2 separate regions of the Mus musculus genome follow, and region 1 is linked to region 2. Evidence: chromatin loops called from intact Hi-C (ENCODE). Cell type or tissue: left cerebral cortex. All regions are shown on one strand. Each heading gives the region's core, and the rest is flanking DNA. Links, peaks and the distances in the headings are about the cores only.

The links. Hi-C counts contacts between places; a loop is a spot of excess contacts. Peaks named below come from ENCODE experiments on the same cell type or tissue, not always from the same donor. Only the 100,000 strongest peaks of a DNase experiment are listed, where the experiment ranks them.
Region 1: it touches region 2 in a loop (8-fold over the local background); 24 of 42 quality-filtered maps call a loop at or near these places.

What each region holds. Positions count from the first base shown.
Region 1 is chr5:122,393,853-122,409,403 of GRCm38, reverse strand. It overlaps Arpc3 (actin related protein 2/3 complex, subunit 3), which reads right to left. Exons shown (of 7, transcript NM_019824.4): 2 at 12,488-12,587; 3 at 7,681-7,757; 4 at 5,977-6,045; 5 at 5,154-5,280; 6 at 4,226-4,320; 7 at 3,223-3,535. The coding sequence ends at 3,473. Among named protein-coding and RNA genes, the nearest start is that of Gm32853, 8.3 kb to the right of the region's middle. In left cerebral cortex, for the core only: a CTCF peak has its summit at 7,939 (motif pointing left); DNase peaks (open chromatin) are centred at 6,335, 7,928 and 8,593; H3K27ac peaks cover 1,857 bases.
Region 2 is chr5:122,619,132-122,634,682 of GRCm38, reverse strand. Gm32988 (a long non-coding RNA gene) reads right to left here and starts at 10,581. Exons shown (of 3, transcript XR_387697.3): 1 at 9,411-10,581; 2 at 7,362-7,426; 3 at 6,400-6,519. In left cerebral cortex, for the core only: CTCF peaks have their summits at 6,622 (motif pointing left) and 7,244 (motif pointing right); DNase peaks (open chromatin) are centred at 7,248 and 8,486.

The DNA of each region.
Region 1 (15,551 bases), core at 3,668-11,667, 230 kb after region 2:
GTTAACTGCAGGACAGCCAGGGGTACCTAGCAAGATCCTGTACACACACATAAAAAGAAAGCAATTCTGGTTTTTTTTTTTTTCAATTTTATTTTTAGTGTATTGGTGCTTTGCCTGCATATATTTCTGTGTACTACATGCACGCCTGTTAACAACAGAGGACCAGAAAAGGGCATCAAATCTGAAACTGGAGTTACAGATGGTTGTGAGCCACCACGTGGTTGCTGGGAATTGAACTCAGGTCCTCTGGAAGAGCAGCCAGTGCTCTTAACTGATAAGCAATCTCTCCAGTCTCTTTTATTTTCTTAAGATTATCTGGGGATCTCTGAGTTTCAGGACAACCAGGGGTATGTTTGTGTGTGTGTGTGTGTGTGTATGTGTGTGTGTGTGTGTGTGTGTGTGTGTGTGTGTGTGTGTGTGTGTAGTATCTATTACTGTGGAAGATGGGGATGTGACATATGACAGCAGTCAGGGGACAACATTGGGGGTTGGGTCTCCTTCTGGCAATGGTTCTGAAGACTAAATTTAGGCTTTTGTGTAGCAGATCTATTCCCCATCAAGTTGTCTCACCAACCCAAGAAAACCTTCCAAATGATAAAACTGATCAAACTTCTCTTTTTCTTGAGACAGGGTCTTGTTATGTGCCTAAGAGGGCCTGGAACCCACTCTATAAGTCTAGATTGGCTTCAAATTTATAATCCTCCTGCCTTACACTCCTGGGTGCTGGGATTACAGGTGTGTACCACTCTGCTGGCTTAAATTGGCCAAATACAGAACTGATTTCAATGTTACATGAGTCAGCGATCTAGACTCTTGAAATAAAGCTATACATTTTGAGACAGGGTCTCTCTATGTAGCCCTGGCTGGCCTGGAGCTTACTATGTAGACCAGGCTAACCTGTAATTCAAAAATCCACTCTGCCTCTGGATACTGAGATAAAAGGTCATTGGACCATCATACCAGGCTTTGGTCAACTGATTTTTGATAAGGAAGCCAAGATCATTTAATAAAGTCATTTTGATGAATGCTGCTGAGATAATTAGTCATACACAGAGAACAAAGTATCTAACCTCTCTTCACATACAAAAACTAACACAATGTGGGGATAGAGGGATGGCTCAACCCAAGAGAGCTCGTTGCTCTTGCAGAGAACCCAAGTTCAGTTCCCATTGATGCCATCTTCTGGTCTCCCCAGGCAACTGTATCCACATGCACTTCATATATATAATAATTTAATAAGCTGGGTTAAAGAACTATATGTAAGAGCTAGTGGCTGGAGAGATGGCTCAGTATTTAAGAGCACCAACTGCTCTTCCAGAGGTCCTGAGTTCAATTCTCAGCAACCACATGGTGGCTCATAACCATCTGTAATGGGATCCTTCTGGCATGTATGAAGAGAGCAATAGTGTATTCATATACATAAAATAAATAAATCTTTAAAAACTCAGCACAAGTAACTAGAGAAACAAGACAAATGGAACTTGAACCAAAGTTCAAAACTACTGAGCGCAACAGGACTCTACGTGCAAAATCCACAAAATGTGAGAAAGGCTTTGCAAATGACGTGAGAGAGTCTAGCAGCCAGAATATATAAAGAGCCCTTATAATTCAACAACAAATGTAGCAGTAGTACAACTTGGTCTTCATGCGGGTCTCCCAACAACTGGAGTGGGAGCTGTCCCTGACACTGTTGCCTGCCTATGGATCTTGTTCCCCTAACTGGGCTGCCTCAGTGGGAGATGATGTGCCTAGTTCTACAGAGACTTGATGTCCCAAGGTGGGTTGGTACCTAGCAGGTCCTCTTCCTTCTCAGAGAAGGGGACTGTTTGTATGGGGAACTGGGAGGTGAGGGGGTCTGCAATCAGGATGTAAAACGAATAAACAAATAAATTAATGGGAAAAAAATTCAACAACAAAAAGGAAAATGGCTTAAGCCACTTGAAAAATGGTTGAATCACTAGGCATAGTGGCACACACCTCTAATCCCAACACTTGGGAGGCAGAGGCAGGCAGATCTCTGCGAGTTCAAGGCCAGCCTGGTCTATAGAGTGAGTTCCAGGACAGCCAGGGCTGGCTGCACAGAGCGACCCTGTCTTGAAACTTCCTCACCCTTCCCCAGAAAAGAAAGAAAAATGGACAAAGTCTAAACAGTTGTGTGGAGAAGGTGTGTAAGTGGCCACATCAAAGCAGCTCACCATCTTCAAGAGAAATACAGACCAAGGCACAATGAGATTCCACGTCACAGCCCCTGGGAGAGCAATGGAATGTGTTGGTGAAACATGGAAGAAAACAGAGCAGTCACATGTCACTGTGGGAATATGGAACAGCACAAGTGTGGGGGGAAAAAACCACGCAGGCCTTCTCCAGTTCCCGTGTGACTCAAGAGGTCCTACCCTGAGGGCTATGATAAGCAAGAAAAATGAAAACTTGTGTCCACATTAGAAATGTGTACATGGCTGTTCTTGACAACAGTGTTTAGTCAGAGCTCCAAGACAGAAACAACACAAATATCCATTGGATGATGATGAACAGACACGTGATCTGTGTCCAAATGGAATATTACTCAGCCATAAAAAAGGAACGGACAGAGCATGGATGCACCACCATGGGTGGGTGTTGATGATGTTGTGCCACGTGAAAAGCCAGGTATGAACGGATAATTATTGTTTGATTCCACTTACATGAGCGATGGGGAGCTGGGGGGATGGGCTTAGCAACACGCTAATTAAACAAAGCCAGACTGGAAGGCTGACTTATCCACTATAGAACTCATATGATCACATGAAGTATCTAGAATAAACAAGTCTATGAAGATAGAGCATAGACTAGTCCAGAAGTTGGGGGTGGGGGTAGGAGGCTTATCAGCAAAGGAGGGAAATCACTGCTAAAGGCACATCTTTTGGGGGTAATAAAAGCGTTGTAGAATTAGATGTACGTCATGGTTATGAAACTGTACATACATACTCACAACCACCAAACTGTTCATTATTTGAAAGGATTTGATGGAGCCCAGCGTAGTGGAGAACTCCTGCAATCCCAGGACAGGGAGTCAAGGTGGGAGGACTTAGGTTTAAGACCCACTTGGGAGACAAAACGAGCTACAGGCCAGTCTGGGCTACACAGTGAGGCTGGCTCAAAAACGACAAACCAAACCAAACCATAAATAGAAAACCAAGCCCTATCCCTCAATATACCACCCTTTCCCATACACGGTACAGTGTGTGTAAGCTTTTTCTCAAAAATGTTTTAATTCAATGTCTAACATAAGCAGTGACATTTATTATATATTAAGTACCAGCTTAAAACTGCCAAAAATCGAAATCACCCGACACCCACCCTCCCAATTCTTGACCAAGAGCTTTTCCAGCAAAGACAGGCTCTCTTCTCTCCTTGATACGGTAGGTATGAACAGACACATCGGCCTGTGTGTCCTATGATGTGTCTCCACGTGATGGTGCTGCCCAGGCTCCTCTCACTGCCCAGGCCCCGAAAGACTCTTGTTCATGAACTGTCTCTTCACAAAGCAAGTCCACCACTGTCAAAGGCACAAGACAGAGCATATGCTCAGGGTCAGGGCACAGTGCAAGTGTGGGCGCGGGCCAGCATTCCAGCCTCTCTCTATGACAAACAACAGTGTAAACAGCAGACACCTCCCACTGAACTCAAAGGTGACCCCACAGAGCAGGGAGACGCGTCCACCTGGCCCTCCCCAGGCGTGAGGCTCGTATCACATCCACCCACGGGCAGGAAGGCATGTGAGGCAGACGCGGTAGCATGCCTGTGTACTGCAGAACTAGAGGCAGAGGCAGAAGGAGCTAAGGTCACCTGTGGCCACACAGTTAGCTCAAGTCCAGCCTGGGCCATTGTTCACCCCCCCCCCCACCCCAACCAAGGGGCCCTGACACGCACTGTATACACGCATGCATGCACATACACGCACACACACACAGATTGCTCCCTGTGACTGTTCTGTACCTGATGCAACAGAGCCACCATTTCCATTTTACATGGCATTTACATCACATACAGATGCCATGCCATTTCACAGCAGGGACCAACAGCCACAGACTGTGGACATATGGCTACACAGCCCATACATAAACGATAGCCGTGGTCTTCCAGAGCAGGCAGAAATGATCGCTCTCGACAGCAGACTTCAGCGGTTTAGAAGGCCACGGGCCAGAGGCTCCAGCTCCAATTAAACAGGCAGAAGGGGACATCTCACCTTGCTGGGTTTATCACTCTGAGGGTCAAAAACCTTCTCACACAGCCTCAGTCCGGTCTCTTGCCTCAGCTGCTGGAGGTACGCCCGCATCATCTCTGCAATACAGGAAATCTGTGTGTGAGGAGGCCCTAACCATGGCCTGTCTGACACTGACCTTGGTGAAGTATTTGCACACATTCAGACAGCTTAGGACAAGAAAGAATGGCCTAGATGGTCTTGGTCCTCTTGGTCGTCTTGGTCTCTCTCTTTCTCTCTCTCTCTCTTCCTCTGTGTGCGCGCACGCATACGCGCACTTACAGGAGTGTGGTTTTCTCCTTCCACTGTGTGTGTGGGTCCCAGGAATCAAGCCCAGACCGTCAGGCTTGTCAGCGGCTGCCTTTACCAGCTGAGCCACCTTGCTGACACAGAATGGTTTCATAACTACGTTCATTTTGGTAGTAGTTCAACAATCTCTGCATGTTCGTTACACTTGTTCCCAAGCTCTCTTGTGACAGTTAAGGCAACACGCGTGTGCTGAGCACCCCGCTGTCAATCTGAGCACCAGCCAGTGGGCCGGGGAGATGGTTCAGAGGAGAAAGAGCCTGCCGTGCACGAGAACCAGAGAAACAATCCTCAGCATCCACATACAAGTACAGTGGGCACGGTGGCTGGCCTGCCTGCAGCGCCAGCCCTTAGGAGGGGCAGGGCCGGGGGATCCCGGGAGCAAGCTGGCCAGTTACACGAGCTCAGTCAGTGAGTTCCATGTGCAGTGAAAGAGCTTGCCTCGATATTGCCTAGATATGCAACGTGGACAGTGACCAAAGACCCAAAACCAACCTCTGGCCTCGGAGCACACAAGCACACAAGTACATTCACACCCACTTGACTTGCCCACACACACACACACACACACACACACACACACACACACTTCCAGTCTTGTTCTTACCGTCCTCCTGTTTGCTCGCAGGCTTGGCATAAATGGCGTTGAGAGGAAAGCCAGGCTCTCCGGGGATAGGGAAGTTGGTGATTCCTAGCGTGTACATTTCCTTCTCGCCTTGGCTCTTGGAGTTGCACTAAAATCAAAGGACACCGTTGGTACGTGAGAGTAAGTCTCCAAATACAACCCTTCACTGCACGCAGCTGCCAGGGGTGTACGCGTGGGTGGGTGTTCTGTGAGTGCCCGTCTGCAGTGCCTGAACCTGCAGCCCTCTCAACACTGCTCCCAAGGAATAAGCCCAGAGAAACTACTGCAGTGGAAAGCAGGAGTTCAAATACTAAAAACCAAACTTGCCACATAGGCACACATTTCTCTTCATAAATGCACACAGTAATTTCTTTTATTTTTATTTTTTTGAGACAGAACCTTAGTATGTAGCTTTTGCTGTCCTTGAACTCATGACACAAACTAGGCTGGCCTCGAACTCAGAGATCCACCTGCTCCTGCCTCCTGAGCGCTGGGATTAAAGGTGTGCGCCTCTACCCTACAGTAGGGTCTTACTAGTTAAAGTCTGAAGCAGAGATACATATGGACATCAGAGTCAGCTTTTTGAAACAGCTGAGGCCTTTACACGGGGGAGACTCTAACACGGCTGTCTGCTGCTGTCCACTCTACACCTCCCAGCCCTCTGCCTCCGTGTCAGTCACCTAGGGGTCACATCAGAAGAGATCAGACGTTAGCCTGTCCTCGGGTCTTGGCAGACCCGGGTGGCTGCGAGGGCTAGCCTATCTCTCGCTGTTGTCCTCGTGTGTGAAAAGCCAAGTCTCATTACCTTTTGGAGTTTCTTTAGACACTCAGAAATGTAGAGTGTGATGTAGATCAATGTCCTGTCCGCTTCATTCTACAAGGGGGAAGAAACAACACAATGACCTCATGAGGCGGACCGTTCAGGGCATCTCTGCCTCCATTACGCACTGGCATCCACAGGGTGCCCAGTTTCCCCAAACCCAGCTGTGCAGTTGCCCTGGCCAACAGCCCCTTCCTCATGCTGTGTAGGGTGGAGAATGGAGAGCTGGGCGCTCACTTTAAAAAAAAACTTTTCCCCATGAGTGTCTCTGAGAACAGATACATCCCTTCCTTGGCAGTGGAAGGAGCCACTGCACGTGACAAGTTCTGGGAGAGTTCCACAGGCCCAACATCTCCACTGACTGGAAGAATTGAAGACAGCTGGTGACTACTGATCACATGTCAGTCGCCTGTGCCCAGTTTTACAGTTATAGTCAGATAAAGATTACACGTGTCTCTGCTCTCTGCTTTGTTCTGAGACAGGGTCTCTGCTCCACAGTCCTGGCTGGCCTCTCATTCTTGGACAACCTTCAAGCCTCTGGCTCCTGACAGGCGAACCCTGCATCTAGCCTGTCCCTGTCACAGCTCTCACTGGCACAGCACAGGCTAGCTGTTGGTTACAGACACGGTGCTCAGCACTGGATAGAGTCCACACCTGATGGACTCTGCTATCCCTGAGGGGAGCAGAAGGTGAAGCCACACAGTTTACAGCACAGTCAAGAACATCCTTTGCCCTTCTTTGTGCCTGGCTCACCACAGTAGCTCAGGAAATGTGTGTCTCGTACCATCCATCCCCTTTATAGCCAGGCCCCTGGCCACCCTCCTCACCCTCCTCAGGGAGGGGAAGGAGGGCGAGGTCCCAGGAAGGACCAGGGCACATGGGTCTGGTATGTCATGGGTGCTTAATCAATACTGAATACACACAGATGCGTCTAGACCGGAGCTTGGCAAACCCTGACAAGGCCGGATAATGAGCTGTTTAGGTTTTGTGGCTAATGACCAGTTGTGACTGGTCAGTCACGGTTCAGTGCGAAAACAGACACAGCGAATGCATAAACAAACAGGCACGGCTGTGCTCCAGTGAGGTTTATTTGCAAAAACAGGCAGTGGGTCGTCTGGCATGCACAGCGGTAACAAGTGTAGAACGGAAAGAATCAAAATGCACGAAGGGGTGAGGTGAGGGCTCAGCAGCTCAGAGCGATTGCTTTTTGCAGTGGACCTGGGTTTGTCCCACAACACACGTGGTAGTTTGTAGTCATTTCTAACTTGAGTCATGAGATTTAACTCCTTCTTCTACGCAGACACACACACACACACACACACATTAAATTTTTCTTGTTTGACTTTTTGGTTTTTCAAGACAAGGTTTCTTTGTGTAGCCCTGGCTATCCTGAAACTAACTCTGTAGACCAGGCTGGTCCTGTACTCACATAGATCCACCTGTGTGGATGCCTCCTGAGTGTTGGGATTAAATGTGTGTGCCACCACACCCAGCCTACAATAAATAATCTGAAATAAAGAAAGCAAGATAGCAAGAAAGCAAGAAAGGAAGAGAAACTATAACACAGCACCCTCCTCAGGGTCTCGTCTCAAATCCTACAGTCACCCTCACCATTTAGCCCTCACAGCAACCTGACTTCCAGGTAGAATTTTATCCCCTTCTGAAAACTAAGCATTCCTTGGAAGTTACCTTAATTTCATAGTTCTTGAAGAAGACATTGGCCTTGAAGTAGTAGATGGCTTCATCCACAATGTCCGTGTCTTTGGCTAAGCGGGAGACAAGAGAAGGCAGAGACCATTACCAAAGGCAAACCTCACACCCAGAGGCGGCGAGCACAGGCAACCAAGCCTACCGCACAAGATTGAGACCTGGATAAAGGAAACCAAGGAAGGCGCTGCAGGTGCTCTGCTGGGCTCAGTTCCTGGGGATCTAGCGCCCTCTGCTGGGCTCCCAGGGAACCGTGCAGCACACATTCCGGCAGTGGTGGTACCCACTTTTGTTCCCAGCACTCTGGAGGAAGAGGCAGGTAGATCCATTGGTTGGAGACCACCCTGGTCTACAAGGCGAGTTCCAAGAGTTCAAAGAAAGCCAGAGCTTCACAAAGAAACCCTGTCTTCAAAACCAAAACCAAACCAACTCAAAAAACCCAAGGAAACAAAACCCTTACATGTGTGTCTGTACGTATGCCACATGTGCACAGATACCCACAGAGGTCAGAGGGCACCAGGTCCCTTGGAGCCGGAGTTACAGGTGCTTGTGAGGCCAATGTAGGTCCTCTGGAGGAGCAGGAAGTGCTCTTAACCTCTGAGCCTTCCCTTTAGCCCGAGCACAGTGTAACCAAGTGTTGATATAATTTTATTCGAGCCCACGCACTGTCATCTCAGGAGAAATGCTCAAATTATTTAGGGACATCGGGGACATTTCCTTCTTTTTATGAAAACCATGGCTTAAATCCAGCAGGTTCTAAGTTGCCACTAACTGAGGGAAGCCAGAGCACTCTGTGACAGACGCACATCTCGTTACACAATCTCTTTGGCAGTCTGTCCTCTCTTTTTCATTTTGAAAGGTCAGACTTCCCGGGTTTGACGTGCAGCAGCTGGCTGCATCAGCACCACATGACAGCCTTGGCCTGGGCTACCACTCCCTCACAGCCTCGCTGGTGCTTCTCTGAGGGCCGCGTCAGCGTCAGAACTTTAACTCTACCTTCCTGTCCTTAGCGTCCCGCCCCTAAGGAAAGGAAACTTCTCCAGAGCACCTAAGGGAGACGGCGGAGGAGACCTACACAGAGCTTGGCACACAGAGGCACGCAAAGATACATGCACAGCAGGAAAGGATTTTTCTAGAGCCGAGGCTCGAACCCAGGGCCTCCCACATGCTACAGACAAACCCTATCTCAGACATCTGCTCCAACAGTTCCAGCCCCTCTGGGACGAGGGACAGTCACCCTCACGTGTTCTGTTTCTCCCTGGAGGACTCAGCTTGAAGGTGGCTAGGATGTTCTCCATTCTGAGTTGGCTGTATCTTCTAGAGCAATGTGTTATCTGTAACCGTGTGACAGGGCTCACTGGCCAGCAACTTTTAAGTACTGCAGGTCTCCTCAAGGCTGTCTTTCCCCACCTGCTCCTTCTTCTCAGAAGCAGTGAATGGCCAGATCTACTCAATTTACTTACATTTCAACCAGTGTTGCAAACAAATTCATTTAAGAGGAAGTCAAGTCAAATAACCTGGCAGAAAAAGGAAGGGGAAGGGGAAGGGGACACAGGTGGGAATTGTAACTGTGTGCTTGGAGACCAGGCATGGAACTCGGGCCAGACATTTGCAGGGTCTGGGCTCTGTGTCTGCAACAACAGAAAGGATGACGCCGTTGGCGGAACATCTCAAGACTTGTCAGTGTTAGAAAAAAATCTTCGGGAACAGTGAAAAATTGCCTCAGAAATGGAATGGGGGATCCGGAGTGCGGCTGAGGGTAGAGTGGACACTTCGTCTTGATGGCTACAAACAATAATTAGTAAGGGTGTATAATCCCAAACTTCTCAGACTAGACTGGGAAACCAAGCTGTGAGCACATATCAAAGAAATCACAATTCAGCTTTAATCCCGGCACTCGGGAGGCAGAGGCAGGCAGCTCTGGTGTGGGGCCAGCCTGGTCTACAGTGCGAGTTCCAGGACAGCGAGGACTACACAGAGAAACCCTGTCTAAAACACAAACACCCCCCAACAAAAACTAAAACAAAACAAAAACCCCCCACAAACAAGACCACCAGCTACCAATCAATAAATGGGTGAATGAGCAGACTCTTTTCAAAATAAGAGATACAAATGGCCAGGAACTATTTTTAAAAGTGTTCAACATTCCTGATCTTAGGGATACACAAGTTTATACTGCTCGGAGACACTACCTTACCCGAGTCACAAGGCCAATCAATTATCAGGAGGTGTACCGGTCAGCCAAGGCTAGACAGCAAGACCCTAACTTTAGTCACAGGCTGTAGAGAAGGCTCAGTGGTTAAGGGCACTGACTGCTTTTCAGAGGGCCCGGTTTCAGTTTCCAGCACCTACATTGTGGCTCACAACCATCTGAAACACCAGCTTTAGGAATTCCAATGCCCTCTTTGGCTTCTGTGGACACCAAGCACAAATATGGTACATATACATCCTGACGGGCAAACATTCACACACACAAAATAAAATAAATTCTCTTGTATTTTTGATTTTTTGAAATAGGTTTTCTCTGTGTAGCCCTGGCTTTCCTGGAACTGACTTTGTAAACCAGGAGCCTCAAACTCACAGAGATTCATCAGCCCCTGCCTCTGCCTCTTGAGTGCTGGGATGAAAGGTGTGCCCTACAACTGTCCAACTTAAGATATATACATACATACATACATACATACATATATATATTAAAATCAAAAAACTAAGCATGCTTTTTAAAAACCTGACAACAAATGTTAGAGAGGATGTGGGGGAAAGGGAAGCCTGACCGGCTGGTAGTCAAAGTGCAAATTAACATGGCCATTGTGGAGATCAGTTTGAAGGGTTCTCAGATGATTAAAAATAGACTTCCCATATGATCCAGCTATTTTACTCCTGGGCACATACCCAAGGCCTCCTGTCCTGCCACAGTCTTATCTACACATCTGCATTTATCGCTACTTTATTTCGGTAGCAAAGACAAGGAACCCAGCTAGTTGTCCACCAACAGAAGAACAGACAATGAAAATGTAGTTCCATACAAAACGGAGCATCACTAGGCTGTGAAGGTAAGTGAAATCAGGAGGGTTTTTATCTTTTTTAGAGATTTATTTATTTTATGTGCATTGGTGTATTGCTGCATGTGTGTCTGCGTGAGGGCGTCAGATTCCCGGGAACTGGAGTTACAGACAGCTGTAAGCTGCCATGTGGGTGCTGGGACTTGAACCCTGGCCCCCTGGGAGAGCAGCCAGTGTGCTAAACCACTGAGCCATCTCTCCAGCCCCCTGATAACAAAATCATGAGATGAGCAGGAAAGAGGATGAACATGCAACCATCAAGGTGATCCAAACCCCAAACAGAAAAGAACGCACGATCTCCCCCGTGCGAGGATCCCAGCCTGTAACGCCCTCATGCAAGCAGGTGGAAGGGTGTGCACAGGATAACATCTATAAAGAAGACCAAGAACCAGGGGCGTCAGAGAGAGGAAGGACAGACAACGGGCTCGAGGACTCCAGGACATAAAGCTACTTTTTCCATTTTCAACTCTGCCCTTTGTAAAAGTGTGAAACACCAGGCGAAGCCCCATGGCCTCAGAATGGCCGCTCTAACCACACAGAAGCTGACAGAGCTCGGGTGGCTTCCTTAAACCATCTGGTTTTTTGTTCTTGTTTTAAAAGCAAAATTTAAAAAAAAAAAAAAGAAAGAAAGAAAGCAAAACAAGCCACCACCAAAACCAAACAAGTTAAATACGGAACAAACAACAAAAACCACTAAGAAAGCAAAGAAATAAAATTCAGAAAAACAAAAGCAAGCACAGACATAAACTGTTTCAAAGCACTCAGGAGTCTCACTGGGGAAGCAGGCAGGAGGAGCACCACGAATTGAGGCTAGAGTGGTTTGACCTCCAGGCCCACCAGGGTTTTAGAGAGAGATTCCCTTCTCACACATCCGAGAAAGGTCTAACACTGGGGTATGGTGAGAATCTGACAGAGGGCTGTGGAGATGGCTCAGCGGGTAAGCGCGCTTGCAGAGAGAGCTCCGTCACCGGAGTTAGGACCCTTGGGACTCATGTAAGAACCAGGTGTCACCTCTAACTGTGTGCTGTGGCTCCCGTGGGCCCTCACACACAAGTCAGAATCAAAAGCAAGTGACTTTTTTTTTTAAAGGTGACCAAAGAAGTCATAGCTTTGGTGGGGGAAAGGTTCATTTTCCTTGTTTTTGGAGACAGGTTTCACCCTTGCTTAGGTAGGTCTTGAACTACCAGACTCCAGCCACCTCCTTATCTCAGCCTCCGAGGTACTGCCTATGCCCACACAATGCTGTCAGAAGAAGGCTGGGGACCTGCCATTCAGTTAGTCTGAAATAACTGACAGTGCCTGTGGGGACTGTGGCCAGAATTCAACACAATTCCTTTTTTTTTTTTTTTTTTGAGACAGAGTTTCAGTAGCCCAGGTTGGCCTGGAGCTAGCTGAGAACGACTTTGAACTCCAGATCTTCCGGCCGCCTCCTCCTAAGTGCTAGGATTTCAGGTGTGTACCACATCCCCTGGCTCTCAATGGAACTTGGGGGTCTCATGCAGGCCAAGCCATGTCTCTACCAACGGGGCCACGCCCCACAGCCCACATTTCCTTTCAGCTCACGTAAACATCCTGGAGGAGTTTGAACCAGTTTCCTGTGGAGCGCAACAGGCTGCTCCTGGTCAAGTGTGACAGGAAGCCAAGGAAGAGTGACTCAAGCTAAGCTCTTCCCTGCTCTCAAGTCAGCAGGTCTGCTTGGAACCCAACAAAAGAACCCAGAGACTTACTCTCGCGAGGGGCGGGTCCTTTGAACTGGCTTCGGAGGGGCAACAGGGCCATGTTACCGATGAGCTTGGTGTCCGGGTCCATGAGAGAAGAGTGGTATGCCTGCAGGGGCCAGCCCAGGGAAGAGAGAAAACAAGTGTCACCAGGAGACAAGGCGAGGACCAACTGTGGGAGAAAAGGGCTGGCGTCGGCTTACGGGGAGCCAGCGCCTGACTCAAGAGAACCAACTGGTGGATTCTGAGACGTTCTGTCAGCTGGTGGATAAGCGTAGCCCTCCGCTCACACTAAACTAGACACGGAAAACAGAGGTAGGCAGTACCTCAAACCCCATCATAAAAAAAAAATATATATATATATCAGAGCCGGGCATGGTGGTACACGCCTTTAATCCCAGCACTTGGGAGGCAGAGGCAGGTGGATTTCTGAGTTCGAGGCCAACCTGGTCTACAGAGTGCGTTCCAGGACAGCCAGTGCTACACAGAGGAACCCTGTCTCGAAAAACCAAAAAATAAAAAAATTACACTTTACCACTGTCTTCTACTAATTTTACTTCATTTTATTAATGTTCTCCTTCTTGTTTTGTTTTGTCAAGACAGGGTCTCACTATTCAGTACCACTATGCCTGTCTTTATTATTTATATTCTTTTCTAAAAAATAATTTATTTGTATTTTGTGTAATTGGTGTTTTGCCTGCATGCATGTTTGTGTGAGGGTGTGGGATCCCTTGGAACAGGGTGCTGGGAGTTGAACCTGGACTTCCTGAAAGAGCAGTGTACTGGCTAGTTTTGTGTCAACTTGACACAACTGGTGTTATCACAGAGAAAGGAGCTTCAGTTGGGGAAATGCCTCCATGAGATCCAGCTGTGGGGCATTTTCTCAATTAGTGATCAAGGGGGAAAGGCCCCTTGTGGATGGGACCATCTCTGGGCTGGTAGTCTTGGTTTTATAAGAGAGCAGGCTGAGTAAGCCAGGGGAAGCAAGCCTGTAAAGAACATCTCTCCATGGCTTCTGCATCAGCTCCTGCTTCCTGACCTGTTTGAATTCCAGTCCTGACTTTCTTTGGTGATGAACAGCAATGTGGAAGAGTAAGCTGAATAAACCTTTTCCTCCCCAACTGTTTCTTGGTCATGATGTTTGTGCAGGAATAGAAACCCTGACTAAGACAGAGCAGCTAGCGCTCTTAACTGCTGAGCCATCTCTCCTGTCCCGTCAGGCCCTGCCCATGTTCTTTAGATCTTCATATTCTCATTCTCTCTCTCTCTCTCTCTCTCTCTCTCTCTCTCTCTCTCTCTCTCACTCACACACACACACACACACACACAGAGCTTTTTTTTGAGACCAGGTTCTTTTTTTTTCCTATTAGTATCGTGTGTGAGAGTGTGTGTGAGTGTGTGTTCATGAATCTGGGTGCTCATGTGTGCACATGTCAGAGGTCATCATCAGGTGACCTCCTCAGTTGCTTCTCCACCTTTATATTCAGGACAGGGGCTGTCATTGAACCTGAAGCTCACCACCTGGACAGACAGGCCGCCAGCAAGCCCCACAGATCCTCCTGTCTTTGCCTCTCCAGCACTAGGCTTATAGACAGATGCCACCACATCTGGCCACTTTCGTGAAGTCTGGGACAGAACTCAAGTGCTCGTGCTTGAGTGGCAAGTGTTTCACTGACTGAATGCCCCCAACGTCAGCTTTTTGAGACAGGCTCTCACTACTCCAAGCAGCCCTGGCTGACCTGGGACTCCCTAGGTAGACCAAGCTGACCTCAAGCTTACAAAGATCCGCCTGCCTGTGCCTCCTGGGATTGCATCCTTAGGCTAGACGTGCATTATGGAAGGATGCGCTTCCTCCAGTTCTGCACTCCGTGACATGATGCAAGCTGAAACACTCTACTACAGAGACCACACAAAACAGGTTTCCCACCCTCCAGCAAACCAGGACCCAAGGCCTGGCTTTGAAATCTGCCACTTCCTGTCCTTATGACCACAGGTCGATTCTTCCTGGAACCTGTTTCCCCACCCCCACCCCCTTCAACCACAACAGGTAGCCCAGGCTGGCCTCTCACTTACTATGCAGGTAGCCCAGGCTGGCCTCTCACTTACTATGCAGGTAGCCCAGGCTGGCCTCTCACTTACTATGCAGGTTAGCCCAGGCTGGCCTCTCACTTACTATGCAGGTTAGCCCAGGCTGGCCTCTCACTTACTTCACAGGGGACGATGACTTTGAACTTCTTACGCTCCTGCCTCTGTCTCCCATTGCTGGGATGATGGATCTAGATAACCACAGTACTGGCGAGTAAACCTAGTGCTTCAGACATGACAGGCGAATGCTCTACCAACTCAACTCTACTCCAGTTCCCACCAGTCTGCTTCTAAACTTATAAATGAGCAAGATACACCACACCTTTGGTGAGTGCGTATGAGCTAAAGGAGAGGGAACTGTGTGGATGAACAATCTCAAATGCTGGTCCTATGATTTCGAACTCAGAAATCTGCCTGCCTCTGCCTCCCAAGTGCTGAGATTAAATGTGCATGCTACCAACTGCTCAGCGTGATTTTTTTTTTAAAGATTAAAAAATATCTTATAGCCGGGCGTGGTGGCGCATGCCTTTAATCCCAGCACTCGGAGGCAGAGGCAGGTGGATTTCTGAGTTCGAGGCCAGCCTGGTCTACAGAGTGAGTTCCTGGACAGCCAGGGCTACACAGAGAAACCCTGTCTCAAAAAAACAAAAACAAAACAAAACAAAAAATATATTATGTGTGTGCACTATATCTGTGGACGGGTATTTCTGTGTGTATGCAGTACCCACAGAGTCCAGCAGATGGTGCTGGGGTCCCTGGAGCTGGACTTATAGGCAGCTGGCACCTGCTGGATGTGGATGCTGGGGACAAAACTCCAGTGCTCTTAAAGGGTAGTTTGAGAATGCTGGGAATTTCCCTCCATTAATGGTAAACAACCCTTCAAAAGCCAATATTCTATAAATCTGCCCCACCTACTAAAAACTTTCATGCCACATCATTTTTAGAAAACTGTATGCCTACATACTAGAAGAGGGCATCAGATCCGATT
Region 2 (15,551 bases), core at 3,056-11,055:
TTCAGGCTTGGTAGCAAACTCCTTTACCCATGGAGCCCTCTTTCCAGCCCTTGAATTACTTTTAAGTATACAGTGGAGGGCTGGAGAGATGGCTCAGCAGTTAAGAGCACTATCTGCTCTCCCAGAGGTCCTGAGTTCAATTCCCAATGACCACATGGTGGCTCATGACCATCTGTAATGGGACCCAATATACTCTTCTGGTGCATCTGAAGACAGCTACAGTGTAGTCATAAAATAAAAAATAAATCATAAAAAATATAAAATAAGCTGAGCAGTGGTGGCACATGCCTTTAATCCCAGCACTTGGGAGGCAGAGGCAGGTGGATTTCTGAGTTCGAGACCAGCCTGGTCTACAGAGTAAGTTCTAGGACAGCCAGAGCTATACAGAGAAACCCTGTCTAGAAAAACCAAAACAAAACATATATATGAAATAAAAATATCTAATATATATACATATACTCCACTAATATATACATATATATATATATATATATATATATATATATATATATATATATATATATTTGTGATGGTTTGTATATTCTTGGACCAGGGAGTGGCACCATTTGGAGGTGTGGCCTTGTTGGAATATAGGTGTGACCTGGTTGGAGTAGGTGTGTCATTGTGGATGTGGGCTTAAGACCCTCACCCTAGTTGCCTGGAAGTCAGTCTTCCACTAGCAGCCTTTGGATGAAGATGTAGAACTTTCAGCTCTGCCTGTACCATGCCTGCCTGGATACTGCCATGCTCCCACCTTGATGGTAATGGACTGAACCTCTGAATCTGTAAGCCAGCCCCAATTAAATGTTGTTTTTTATAAGACTTGCCTTGGTCATAGTGTCTGTTCACAGCAGTAAAACCCTAACTAAGACAATACTCCACTGTGTATACATACATACATACATACATACATACAGTGAAGTACATTAAGTATGCACACGTTGTTATGCAACCATCAACAACATCTGTCTTCACCCATTTACTGTTGCAATAGCAATGCCTGATACCAGGCAATTTGTAAAGAATAGAAGTCCAGGAGCATGGCCCTGACATCTGTTTGGGGTTTTATGAAGGCTTCCCGCTGCATCAAAACATGGGAAAATGCATCACACAGTGGAAAAGCACACTTGTGTCTCAGATGTCTCCTTGACTCCTTTGTTATCAGATCTTCCTGCGTAGCCCAAGCTGATCTTGACCCTGTCCCCCTTTTGTCTCAGCCTGGTAAATGCTGAGATTATAGATATGAACCACCATGCCTAACTGTTCTGTTGAGACAAAGCCTCGATCTGTAGTCTATCGTGGCCTCAGGTGTAGCCCAGGCTGGCTTTGAACTTGCAACAGTACTGTCTCAGCCTCCTGAATACTGAGATGATAGTGTGAGCTGGCTCACCCAGCTCCTGCTTTTAATTCTTTTAGGTATAAACAACCCCTAGAGGAACTGCTGGATCATGTGGTAATTCTATATTTAAGCTTTGTGGAATGGTAGTTGTTTAATCTACAAAATATATATCCATTATCCATATGTACCTGATGGCAGCTCCTTTTTAACCCTAAAACTTCTCTCTCTCTCTCTCTCTTTCTCTCTCTCTCTCTCTCTCTCTCTCTCTGAAACACTTCTGTCTTAGTGAGGAATTGCCAGCTTCATCTCTTTCCCGGATATCCCCAACAGAGACTTGCTCCCAAGCAAGCCTGACCTAAGTGCAGCTTCTCTCCTCTTTTCTGTGAAGTGCCATCCCCTACCGCCCCACCTTAGCATAATAAATCCTCATAGTGTGACACAGGATTACCACCAGTTACATACACTCGAGTCACTTAACAATGCAAACTCATTCTGCGTAGACAGACAGCACCTTCATGCCAGTGACCTTGACTCTCATGGGCCTGTGTTGTGGGTCTCCATCAGAGAGGTCTCAAGAGACCCAGACCAAAGGGAGAAGCCAATGGAATAGGCTGGAGCTACGGTTAAGTTACCAGGCCATGGTACTGCAGGAAAAGGCAGGATCAGTGAACAGGAAGAGAGATGAGCGCCAAGGAACAGGTCAGGGGGCTAAGCTCAGAATGTGTGTGTGTGTGTGGGGGGGGGGCTCAAGAATAAGAAGTGGAAAGAAACCCTTGATCCTGACTCCTGCTGAAGAGGAGAGGGTGTGGCCGCCGAGCCCAGGGCTTTGTGCTTTCCCACCCAACTCATTGCACCTGTGGTGGTTTGTATACGCTTGGTCCAGGGAGTGACACTATTAGGAGGTGTGGCCTTGTTGGAGTAGGTGTGTTACTGTGGACGTGGGCTTTGAGACCCTCATCCTAGCTGCCTGGAAGCCAGCCTTCTCCTAACTGCCTTCAGAACAAGAGGTGGAACTCTCAGCTCCTCCTGCACCATGCCTGTCTGGATGCTGCCATGCTCCTGCCTTGATGATAATGAACTGAACCTCTGAACCTGTAAGCCAGCCCCAGTTAAATGTTGTCCTTCTAAGACTTGTCTTGGTCATGGTGTCTCTTCACAGCAGTAAGACCCTAACTAAGACAGTTCCCATTAAAGTCTTTCTTCTCACTGCCCATCTTATGGACTCAAGCCGTTCCCCAGGTACTTACACCCATCATCTCTCTTGCTTTTTGCTTACCCACCCCCCAGTAACACTCTCCCACTTAGCATCTACATGCCCTGACCGTTGCCTTCCCTTTAGGCTCTACCTACCACTCAGCAGCAGCTCTGATGAAGAGCAAGTTGAATATCTGTATTGTTTCTCTGAAATGCACATTTTAAATCTCAAGTGTCCCTGGGGTTGCTATTCACAAAGAAAGAGCTCTGATTGCCTAATTCTCATTAAGGGAATTGTGTGAGATTTCTAAGAATAAACACCATGCCCAAAGTCCAATGAACTGCAACTATTAACATGATGATGGTGTTGATGATGATGATGATGGTGGTGGTGGTGATGATGATGGTAATGACTATGATGACAGTGATGATGGTGATGATAGTGATGGTAATACTGATGATGATCATGGTGATGGTGGTGGCAGTGATGATGATTGTGGTGATGATGGTGATGAGCTATAAGTTCTTGGAAAACAAGGATAGTGACCAGTCCATATCCAGGTTCAGAATTCCACTATTTATTGTTTAATTGTTGCAAAGACTAGTATATATTTTTTCTGCCATGCATGCCCGTGGTGGTTTGAATAAGAACGGTCCTTATAGGTTCATATTTGAGTGCTTAGTCACTGGAGTGGAACTCTTTGAAAGTCTCCCATTCTCTCTCTCTCTCTCTCTCTCTCCTTTTGGATCAGGATGTAGCTCTCAGCTGCTTCTCCAGCACCATACTTGCCTGCTACCACACTCCCCACCACGACGATAATGGCCTCTGAAACTGTAAGCAATGCTTTCTTTGATAAGGGTTGAGTTGGTCACAGTGTCTCAGCACTGCAATACAACAGTGACTACGACTATGCCCTGCTTCCCTTTCCAGCCTCAACCTGAAGTCAATAGACCCTGGTGTGGCCAGACTGTTGGCTGGCTGGAGGCTAGTCATGACTTCTCTATGAAGACTAGAAAGAGGGGTGGAGAGATGGCTCAGTGGTTAAGTGCACCGGCTCCATCTTTGGGTTACTGTGCAAGGTGCTGCTCTAGGCAAGTTCTCTTTTGCAAGGATGTGTTTGGGCGACTGTTTTTTGTTTTTGTTTTTTTTTTAACTCTTTGGGGGTAAAAATCTAAGAGCAGAATTCTTCCACCACACCATCACCAGCTCATGGCAGCTGTTCTAAAGACCTTCCCTTTACCATTGCTTCATCATGGTTTGCCCAGAAAGTACCACTTGGCACATTTAGGCATTCAAAACATACATTAATTTAAACCATCATTTTGCTTTATTTTATTTTATTTTATTTTATTTTATTTCTGAGGCAAGATCTTCCGTTGCAGAGCTGAGGGTCCTGAAACTTTCTATGTAGACCAGGCTGGGATTTTTTTTTTAATTAAAAAATGATTATGTCTATTCAAATGAGAGCATGTGGCATTTGCAAATGAGCCATAGTGTGCTGGGCCGTGGGTGTGTGGGAAAGAGGGGAGTGGGAGAGTGCCCGTGTCCCACCAGAGTTCTGGTGCTCTGGGTAGGCAGATGAGGGAGGACTGCCAGACGATTTCCACATGGCCCGGGGTGGGCATCTGGCTGTGTTAGGCCACTGACCCCACATGGCAGGTGGTGGACAAGGGGCAGCCCCAGGTACCAGGTTCTCAGCCTCAGGCATCCCACACTGGATATGGCAGAGGAACTGAGAACAGAATAGGGACCCCAGGGTGGCACTCAGCCCCGGGGATAAGGAAAGGCAGGATTGGACAGGGGGAGAGGGGGTGCTGGGTGGTTCCCACACAGGCGAGAGTCCTTAGTCCGGGTCCATAGGAAGACCTTCTGATGGGAAGTTAGACAGGGCTTGTTAGGAGAAAGCCTGTCCCATCGTTCAAGCATGGTGGGCCTTCATGATCAGAGACAGTCTATGGTTTTAGAGCTTTATTGTAGAAAGTCAGGGTGAAAGAGAGAAGGTAGAAAGAGAGAGAGAGAGGCCGGCCATGGCCACATGGAGAGAAAGGGGGAAGAGAGAGAGAGAGAGAGAGAAGGAAGGCTAGAGAATAAGAAAGGTGAAAGTTTAAGAGAGCGAGGAGGGGCCAAGCAGCCCCTCTTATAGTGGGCTGGGCTATCTTGCTGTTGCTAGGTAACTGTGGAGAGGAGTCTAGTCAGAATGCCAGAAACTTGGGATATTGTCTACGTGACTGATAGCCATTTGCCCCTCCTGTGAGGGGCTGTAGGGGCGGTAACTTTGACAGGAGCCAGGGGTCCAGGAGAAACGATCAAAAGACTTCCTTCCCATGTAGGTGGAAATTACCACCCACCGGGTCCCACTGGGGTTCAAGACCTAAGCTCAACTGGAGACCAGGTTGTCTGTGCATAGCCCATAGCCCCACAATAGTGTGTGTGTGTGTGTGTGAGTGTGTGTGTTGAGGTCAGAGAATAATCTGTGGATGCCATCTCTTTCTTTACTCCCACTGTATGGGACCCAGAAATTGAGCTCATGCCTTCAGGTTTGCTGGTGTGTGCCATTTCTCTCAGTGAACTCTTACATAATAGTTTCAATACAAGTCACTGTGATGGTTTGCCTTATTTTGAATTTTGGTGGTAGAATCTTTACTCTGAAGTTGAACTCAAGAGAGTTCAAGTCTAGCGTCCGAGTTTATTGACTGTTTGAGCCCAGATAAGTGTCTTAACCTCTCTGAGCTTTGGTTTCCTAGCCTACCTTACAAAAGATACAAGAGAGGTACGCACCTAGCACCCAGCAGAACGTAGGGCCTTGGGTCTGGGGGCAGCTACTCCGGTTTATGTCAAATGACAAGAACTCCAGTCAGTTTGAGGCTCTCTTAGCTTCTTTGCTCTAACAAAAGCTTCCTGAGGAAGAATGGGTTTATTCTGGATCACAATTTTGTGGAACTGTAAAAGGCAGCCTGTTTTGGTTGAATGAGGCTTGCTCCAGTGACCCAGTAGAGACAAACCCACTAGGAAACTCTACAAGAGACAGAACAGTGAGCCACGTTCCCAGAGACAAGTGCCTGACACCACAGAGCCCCCCAATTCCATAATTCTGTGACTATAAATCATGCAGACAATGTCTCAAACTTCTAGCATTCTGGCTAGAGTCCATCCCCACAGTTACCTGACTATAGCCAGGTATGCTCCTCCCTACAGTTACCTAGCAACAGCAAGGTAGCACAGTGCACTATAAAAGGGGCTGCTTGGCCCCTCCTCACTCTCTTTAAGCTCTCACCTTTCTTACTCTCATCTCCAGCTCTCTTTTTCTCTCCCTTCCCCCTTCTCTCCACATGTCCATGACCTGCCTCTCTGTTTCTTTCTACCTTCTCTTTTTCTCCCTGCCTTTCTACAATAAAGCTCTAAAACCATAGACTGTATCTGCTCATCAAGGCCCACTGTGCTTGAATGATGAGATAGGCTTTTCCCTAAAGAGCCTCATCTAACCTCCCGCTGGAAGGAAGGCCTTCCTGCACTCCAGCCACAAACAGGACCAAGGACTCTCGCCTGTATGGGAACCACCCAACGCCCCCTCTCTCCCTGCCTTCTCCCTTTGACCCAGGAGCTGACCAAGCCGCCCCCGGGGCCCCCATTTGTTCTCAGCCCTTCTGCTGTGTCCAGCAGTGTCTGGGATGCCCAATACTGAGAACCTGTTACCTCTGGCCTCCTTTAGGCCCAGAGATCTAAGACTGTCCCTTGTCCACCCTCGTGGGCTAGGTCCATAGCTTCCCACATTCAGACACCCACCCGGGGCTACATGGAAAGGGTGTGACAGTCCTCCTACATCTGCCCGCCCAGAGCACCAGAACTCTTGTGGGACGGGGGTTTTCTCCCACTCCCTTTATTCCCCCATGCCCACTGCCCCGTTAAATTTGAAGGTGAATCTTTGATGGCAGGGAGAGTCGAGGCAATGGGAGCCTGTGGCACGGGGACACATCGAATCCACACTCTGAAAGCAGAGAGATAAGAATGGATATGCGGTTAGGAGCACTGACTGCTGTTCCAGAGGTCCTGAGTTCAATTCCCAGCAACCACATGGAGGCTCTCAACCATCTGTAATGGGATCCGATGCCCTCTTCTGGTGTGTCTGAAGACAGCTACAGTATACTCATATACATTAAATAAATAATATTTAAAATGAAGGAGGAAAAGGAGGAATACGCTCAGCTCCCGTTCTTTCTCTTTCTCCACAAGCCCAGCCCTGGGAATAGGGGCCATCCACAGTGGGAGAGTGTTTCTACACTGGTGGGCCAAGTTAGGATGACCCCATCCCACCCCCACCCTTGTGGATGTGCACAAATACAACTATTGCAGGAGGTTCTAGATTATGTCAACTTGACAGCCTACACTAGCCATCACAGGTAGCAAAGGAGAGAGAGAGAAAGAGAGAGCAAGAGCGAGAGCAAGAGCGAGAGCGAGAGCGAGAGCGAGAGGGAGAGGGAGAGGGAGAGGGAGAGAGAGAGAGAGAGAGAGAGAGGGGGGGGGAGAGAGAGAGATCCCAGACTGGAAAACCCTGAGAGTCTGAGCAGACGACCCTACATAGGTTCATCCTCTCTCTTGTTATGCAGATCAGAGATTAGTCCCCAGTTCAACTGTCTGCTCAATCCAAGGAGAGCTAACTCTGTGCCTTGGGCTTGCTTGTTGTCCAGGAGCTATGGGCATGACCAGCAGAGGGCAGCAATGCACCAACATTCAGTATGGCATCTGCACTGTTTTTGTCTGACCCTGGCCAGGAAAACCTGGTGAGATAATAATGCAGTATGTCACTATTTCCAGATAAGGTTATTTTACCCTCAGTGCACAGTAGAACAAGGTCTTCCCACTGGATACAGATGAAAAGGTTGGGTCTCCAAAACCTAAGGAACGGAACAAGGCTCTGTCTAAACCATAGACTCATATACAGGGTCACAAGCGTCCCAAATTTAGACAGCATTGAAAGGCATGACTGCTGTGTCTGGGCTGCAGAGCATTGGTGACCTTTTACCTGTTTTACGTCTCACAAAGCTCTTTCTGAGTGTCGATATGAGAGAATTTGCATCCTAACCATCCCAGTTTACAGGTCAGAAAACTGAGGCCCCTAAAACTCATCTGCTTCACCACTTGGCTTGATCTTAGAGGTTAAGAGTGGATTCTCAGGAATAGAAGCAGAATAGCAATGCACTCTAGATGTCCTGTAGCATGTTGGTTTTTAAATTTTAATTTAATTTTATAGGTGTGTATACCTGTGTATGTTTATGTGCACCGCATCTGTGTGTACCATGCGTAGGCAAATGCCCAGCAAGCCCAGAGGGCATAAGACACCCTGGAACTGAAGTTGAGGATGGTTGTGAACTGCCTGGTGTGGATGCTGGGAATTGAACTCGGGTCCTTTCCAGGAGCAGCAAGTGCTTTTAACCACTCTCCAGCCTGTTTTTAGTTATGTGCATATATGCTAGTTTATGTCCCGTTGTGTATGTGAGTGCAAGTTCCTCTCAGAGGCCAGTGTGGGATCCCCTAGGGCTGCTGTTACAGGTGGTTGTGACACACACACTCAGTGTGGGTACTGGCAACTGTGCTCAGGTCCTCTCTCTAAGAGTAGCAGTGCTCCTATCTGCTGAGTGGTCCTCTCGGCTCCTTGTGGAGTGTTTTGATGCAATAATACAAGATAATTTCTAGCCCAGGTATCAGCCCTGCCTTCAGATAATTAGGCAGGCTGCTTCTCTGTCTCAGCGCCTGCACCAGCGCTTAACGATTCCTTCTAGAACTGAAATCGCTTTTGATCAATCACAGTCCTCAGAGGATTATCATTGGAACTCGGCGCCAGGAGCAGCTTCCCACCACCCTCTGCTACCCACTCCACCCTCTGCTACCCACTCCCTGTTGCTAATGGCTGTTTGGCCAGTTTGCATGTGCAATGTCTTCAGCAGATGCCTGGGTAGGAGAGGATGATGTAATAGCAAAGCTCGACTCAAATTAGCTCCAACATAAGGAACATGTAACTTGGATGTAACAAGCTGATTGCAAGGTGGTGTGGTCAGCCGTTCACCAACTTCCAAGGGGCTGGAACCCATTTGCGCTCTCATTTCATTGGCCAGAAGTGTCACATGACTCCGCCTAACCCAATCTCAAGCCGGGACAATGAAGTTGTCATAAAGACTTAGACCAGGTTATCAACTAGAGACTTGATTTTGTGGGAAAGCGATTAGTAGTGTCTTGGTGATCCCCGGTGCCGTTACTGTAGCTTACAGGGAGCAATAACCTGTTCTGACACTGTGGTCCCTACCTTCAGGAGTGAGGGACTAGGAGAGAACCAAGTCCGGGTCCTGGTCTCCCACGGGCCCTGGGTTGATTATACCAGACTTGCTTTACTTCCTTTACATCATGGCTGCTTGTCTCTTTCTCATGGTGGAGATTTTGACAAAGCAAAGAAAAAGCACAGGCCTGATATCTCAGGAACCCGCCATTCAGAGGTGGCCGCTATGCTTCTGACAGTCCCCACACCACAATCCCAACTGTTTTCTAGAGATTGGGGTTCAAGTGCAGCGTCTCCTGGTCGTCCATACAGCCCCAACGCTGCAGTATGTGATTCAGATTCTCTGTGTACCAGGAACTCTCAAACCGCTTCAATGAGACCCAGGGATGTTGAATCCAGGAGGCTCAACGTGGGGGACGCAAATGTCCATTTGAACAGAGGAAGAGTGTTTAAAGGAGGCCTTGCCCAAAAAGAGGGCATGCCTCAGGACCACTGTAAGTAACAAACATCTTTTTCATGAGAGGAAGGCTCACTCAGCATTCAGGCCCTTTCCTGATAACATCAGCCAACCGTCCTCGAGAAGACTATTATTAATCCTTTGTCCGTACCTCTTTTTCCGGCCTGTTCCCCGGTTTCCAGTGATTGGTTCCCAGAAGGTGGGCACATGACCACATCAGGCCAATCAGGACCAACGAGGTTCAATTTCATTTGGTAGGAAGGTCTGCAAGGGCAGTCCTGTTGGATATGAGGCTAAATGGAATTCGAGAGCTGGCAGTTATCTTGCCATTATGAATACATTGGTTGCTTATCTATAGGGCCAAGGGGTTGGAGATGAGGCTCAGTTCGTAGAGTGCTTGCCTAGTCTGCACAAGGCTGTGGGTTTGTTCCCCTACACAGAATCAACCTAGGGTGGCGGCACTGCTTGTAATGGCTCGACTTGGGAAGTACAGACACGGGTATCAGAAGGTCAGCTATGCAGTAAATTCAATTGTCATTTTTCTATGTATGGCTGTATTTTTAGGTAGGGTCTTTCCATGTAGTTCATATGGCATTGAATTCACGATCCTCTTGCTTCAGCCTGGTGAACACCGGGCTCTCAGGCATATACCTCATCGCTACTCGGTTGCCTATCTTTGCATATTCAAGTTTTAGTTCATTTCTGTCCTGTGGGTTGGCAGGGCAGCTCAGTGCTTGCTGTACAAGCACGTATGACCTGACTTCCATCTCCCAAACCCCACAGTGGAAAGACAGAGCCGACCCCCAAAAGGATAGCCCCTGGCCACACACGCCTGTTGTGACGTGCGCGCTCCTGCATGCAAACTCATCAGACACACAATAATTATAAGCGAACTAAACATTTCGGTCTCGTGCAACAAAAGCTGGATTCCATTTTGTTACTAAAAGTAAAGGGGAAACGGATCAGAATTAAGTCAGCGAGGGTTTGGAGGGGGGGGCTTGCTGTGTCCCCGCCAGCAAGCTGTGCGGTCGACCAGCTCAGCTCTTCCTCTCTCCAGGCTCTATGCTGGGAAGTAGGGGAAATAACCCACCCATACCTTTGGGGGGGGCGCGGGGGGCGGAGGGCGTGGTTGACTCTGTAGCTGATAGTGCTTCATGAATGTGATGAGAAATAAAAATGTAAGAAAAAAATTCTTCTGAAATGTCAGGGATAATTTTAGAGATCCCAGAAGGGCTTCAGAAGGGCGGCAAATCAGAAAGTAATCCCATGCGCTGCAGGAGCTAACTGGCCACGGGAAGGAGTGAGGTGACTGGAGGGATAAGAAAGCTCCCCTACTTCCCTTTTATTATTATTTTTAGCTCACTTTGTAAACCAGGTTGGCCTCGAACTCAGAAAACCGCCTGCCTCTGCCTCCCAAGTGCTAGGATTAAAGGCATGCGTCACCACTGCCCAGCGTTCCCCTACTTCCTATTGGTTCCTTTTCAATCTCTTTCCCTTACATTACATTAACAATGTAACCACTGGGCCCTGCTTTGTGACACGTAGCTCACGTTTCCTCCTGGGATTCTGATTCTAAGAGCACCGTGGCCTCCAAGTTCACGCTAAAACCACCCCTTCTCTTGCCTGGGGACCAACCTGTGCAGCCCTTCTGCTGTCAGATCTGTGATTTCTTTTACCTGTGCACCCTGAACAGGAGGCCAAGTGCCTTTGGCTAACTGATGGCCGGCAGAGGCACCACCCACCCTCCCCTTGCCCTGCCCACTATCCCTTTCTTCTTGGTTGGAACAATCTTGTTCCCTTATATTGGAACTGCCGTTTTTTGTTTGTTTGTTTTTGTTTTTTGGAAGGCTGTGGAATATCTAGGAGGTGGAGCTTGGCTTGAGGAAGTGCACCACTGGGGGAGGGGCCTTGAGGTTGATAGGAAGACCCCTCTTCCTATCCTTTCTCTTCCTGATTGCAGGTGCAGCGTTACCAGCTGCCACACCCAAATAAACTCTTCCTCCCTTAAGCTACTTCTCATCAGGTATTTTGGTCATGGAGACAAGGAAAGGAAAGAATATGAACTTCCAACCCTTTACAGCTCCCTTCCACGGTCACTCCTTCCTTGGTGTTTGCTTCTTATTGGATCCAGATGGCTAGAGCTTTTCTCTTCGTGGAGTGAGCACAAGGGGATTTCAGCCATCCAAACTCATGACCCTCTGCTCCCAAAGAGACAGAGTTCCACTCTGTCGTGGTTAGGACCCCAGGTTTAGGATCAGGCAAGTCAAAGTAAAAGGGCTACTCGCAGTCACGTGACCCTTAGGCAGCCTCTTTGCTCACTCTACATCTCCTCTTCCCCCAGCTCCTCAATCAGTGATTCTCAGTCAGGACAGACCTTGGCACCTCCCATCCCCCAGACATTTGCCATCAGAGGGTGATAACTCTATGTCACAATGGGTCCAAACAGAAGCATGGAGGAGAGGCCCGAGATAACTGCTGAATATCCAACAGTAAAGAAAGAGCCCTCTGCAATGGACTGGTCAGCCTCAGTGTCCACCACGGCAAGGTTGAAATGTCCTGTGTTAAATGGAGATATTCATGGGCGCTACTCGAAGAGCTTGTCTTCAGAACCGAGGGCTCATCCCTATCTGTCATTTCTGCCTCCTTTCAGTTTCCTGAGTCCATGAGGGCAGAGGCCAGATGACTCTCAGCCAATGTTCTGCATCATCAGTAGTAATGGACATGGGCAGAGTTGAGCAAATATTTTTATTTGTTGAAATATGGGTCAAGTCTTTCCAGCCTCTGGAACAAGGTCCGAAAATAAGTGAGTCTCAGTATTTGTTGAATGGCTGGTTCTGTTTGTTTGTTTGTTTGTTTGAAAATTTCATTACTGTTGGCACTCTGTCTGGACTCCACCCCCACAGTTACCTGGCAACAGCCAGGTATGCTTCTCCCTACAGTTACCTGGCAACAGTCAGGTAGGCCTGGACCACTATAAAAGGGACTGCTTGGCTCCTCCCCTCTCTCTTGCCTCTTCTTACCTCTCTTGCCCTCTCGCTCTCCATACCCTCCCCCCCCCCCCCCGCTCTCCACGTGTTCATGGCTGGCCTCTTCTCTACTCTCTCCCTCTCTCTGCCTTTCTCTGACTCTACTACTCTCTTAACTCCCCTCCCCATGCCCTGAATAAACTCTATTCTATACTATACCGTTGTGTGGCTGGTCCCTGAGGGGGAAGGGATGCCTTGGCATGGGCCCTCTGAGACACCCTCTTCCCCCACACCTCCCCACACCCCTATAGAACATATCTTACTAGCTCTTTATCGTTTTACGATCACAACAATTACCCACTAATGTATGTGCTTTGGGAGACTTGTAAGAGACAGGCCTGGTCTTCTTTCTCCTTGTGTTCTCTGACAAGGTAGATGGTTCGTCAAAGAAATGACTTCCAAAGGCCCAAGACCTCTGTCAGCCAACCATGGAGCAGGGAGCCAGAAACAAAGTCATGGAGAGTTTTGGATAAAAGTCTTGCTGTTTAGGGGAAAAAGAAAAAGAAAAAAGAAAAAAAAAAAAAAAAAAAAAAGGAAACCAGGCCAGGCTTTGTGTAGCTTCACTGTGAAACAAGAGCTGTTTTCTGGGCCCAGAACCTGCTGTGTCCCATGTTTAATTTCTTCCATCTGTCTGGTATCTGACCTCTGCTGCCCTCTAAGCCATTGCCACATATTGTCTGCCTATGTTCCCATATAAGGCCATCTCTCTCTCTCCCTCCCTCTTGTCCTCTCCCTCTCTCTCTCTTTCTCAGGGTTGGACAGCAACACTGCTAGCTTCCTCCCCCCTCCCTCCCCCTGCCTTCCCTGGCAGCCTCTGCTGCCTGGATGGCCGGCTGAGAGTGGGAAGGGGCAGGGGGCTGCCAAGGAATGCGATCGGTTTATTTTTACTCCAGCTGAATTCTTTGCTTGGCCCGCAGGCCTCAGCCACTCGGGGATGTCACATGCCGATAAGCTAGTGGGGTGACTAAGATCTGTGGCTCAAATCTACAACACCCCAGGTGTGAGCCTTCGTCATGGAGTTGGGGGCAGAGGGGAGGGAGCAGGCAAGGGACATTGAGGTCATGGGATTCGCTTGTTTCCATTGCTCTGGGTCCTGTTCCCAGAAGGGCAAGTTTGGTCCTTCTGAGAAGCAATGTCAGGGCCTGAGATCTGTAACCACTGAGGCCCATCTCTGGGCAAAACTCAACACCTGCTAGGACATGGGGGTGAAGCTAGGTATCCGAGTGAACTGAGTAGCCTTGTGACCCTTTGAGACCTCACTCTGTTTTCTTCTCTATCAAAATAGCAACAGTACATTTGTTTGACACTATTCTGTTGTTGTAATGAAAACGTGCCCCATCGGGCAGGATTTTTGGTCTGTCTTGTTCTGTACTATTGCAGTGGCCCTTGTACTTGTAGTGCCTGGCACACAGTAGGTGGACACATATGTATAAAGCAATGCCATAAAATGTTTTTGTTTAGTGGCACCCAAGAAATAACAGCTGATTTGACCTTAGCCCATTTTGTGCTCATGGGCATCTGATAGACACCAGTTAAGTGCCAGGCCATTTTAGGCACTGAACAACATAGCAGTGGACAAGGCAAGAAAGCTAGAAGATGGCTCAGTTGCTAGAATGCTCACTTGTTCAATATATGTCCTTTGGGATGGGGTCTTTCCCTCAGCACAGTATCCTACGGGTTCGTCCATGGTACAGCATGTACCAGTACTTCATGTGTGTGTGTTTATATACACAGATGCCTGCAGATGCACATGTGTGCCCATACTAATGGAAGCCATATATCAATGTCCACTGTCTTTCTCAATTACTGTCTGTCTGTCTGTCGAGACAGGGTTTCTCTGTAGCCTTGGCTGCCCTGGAACTCACTATGCAAACCAGACTGGCCTCGAACTCAGAGTTCCTCCTGGTTCTGCTGCCTCCTGAGTGCTGGGATTAAAGGCAGATGCCACCATTGCCCAGCGCTACCTAAGTTACTTTCAATATGGTCTCTCACTGAACCTGGTACCCATCATTTTGGCCTAGACTGACAAACCGTTGAGCTCCAAGCATCCTCCTGATTCTCCCTTTCCATGCCTGACATTTCCCCATGGACTCTAAGGATTTAAATCAAGTCCTCATGCCTGCACAGCAAGCACCTCATCCCCCCAGCCCCTATTTTCTCTGCTTCTTGGGCAGACTCTCGTTTTTACTTTACAATGCACCAACCACGGTTTCCTTGTTCATACATTGGCTTATCCATCCTTTGGGTTCTGTCATTCCATCTGGTGCCCTATCAAAACCTTGCCCTGACGTCACCCATTCAGGAGACTGAGAAGGTCTTGGTCACGTGAGGAATGAAGCCCACCTGTGTCCCTCTGTTCCTGGCCTCTTCTCACCCTCTCCCACCCTCCCGTCAACCTTTTCCCGAATGGTTCTGAGTTTTGTAACAGCCCCAGAGGCAGCTCTATCGCTGGCTACCCTTAAATACTCCCCCTGGAAGTCTATAAATACACCAAACATTTAGCTCAGGAAAAGAAGAGAGAGAAAAAAAAAAGCATCGGAGAAGCATCCAGAACAAAAATATACTTTCGTTTCCATCACTGGCCAATGTGTGTGTGTGTGTGTGTGTGTGTGTGTGTGTGTGTGTGTGTTTTGTCCATTTTCCTCTGCTTTGACTCTGAAGTGTTTGCTTGGAGTTTTGTTTTTTTGTTTTGTTTTTTTTTCCAACCATTAGCTCCACATGGGTGGAGACAAGGCTGCTTAGCTGAATGTAGCAACACACGCCTGCAATCCAGTGCAGGAGACAAGAAAACTATGAGTTCAAGGTCAGCCTGGATTCTGAGGTTCTAGCTCAGAAAGAGAGGGAAGGTGGGGGCAGGTAAATGTGTTTGCCACACAAGCCTGATGACCTGGATCCAATCCCCAGAACCCACAAAAAGTTGGGTATGGCAACACCTATCTGTATCTCCTACCTTGGGAAGTGGAGACAGGAGAGTTGTCCCAAAGTTCACAGGTCGGTATGAAGTATGAGTATGAAGACACAAGCGAGCTACTATTTAATGAGTCAGAAGGGAGGAACTGACTCCTCAGGGTTAGTCTCTGACCTCCACACAATCAGGTTTCTTCATGCACATATACACATAAAATAATACCAACAAAAGTTAGACTATAGGGAGAGCGGGCTGCTTCAAGAGCCCCCTAGAGGCAAAGAAAACCCCACAATATGTTGATGTCAACCCTTGCAGAGTCCCTTAGCCACCTACCTTAGCCACCTTTCCTTCACTCTTC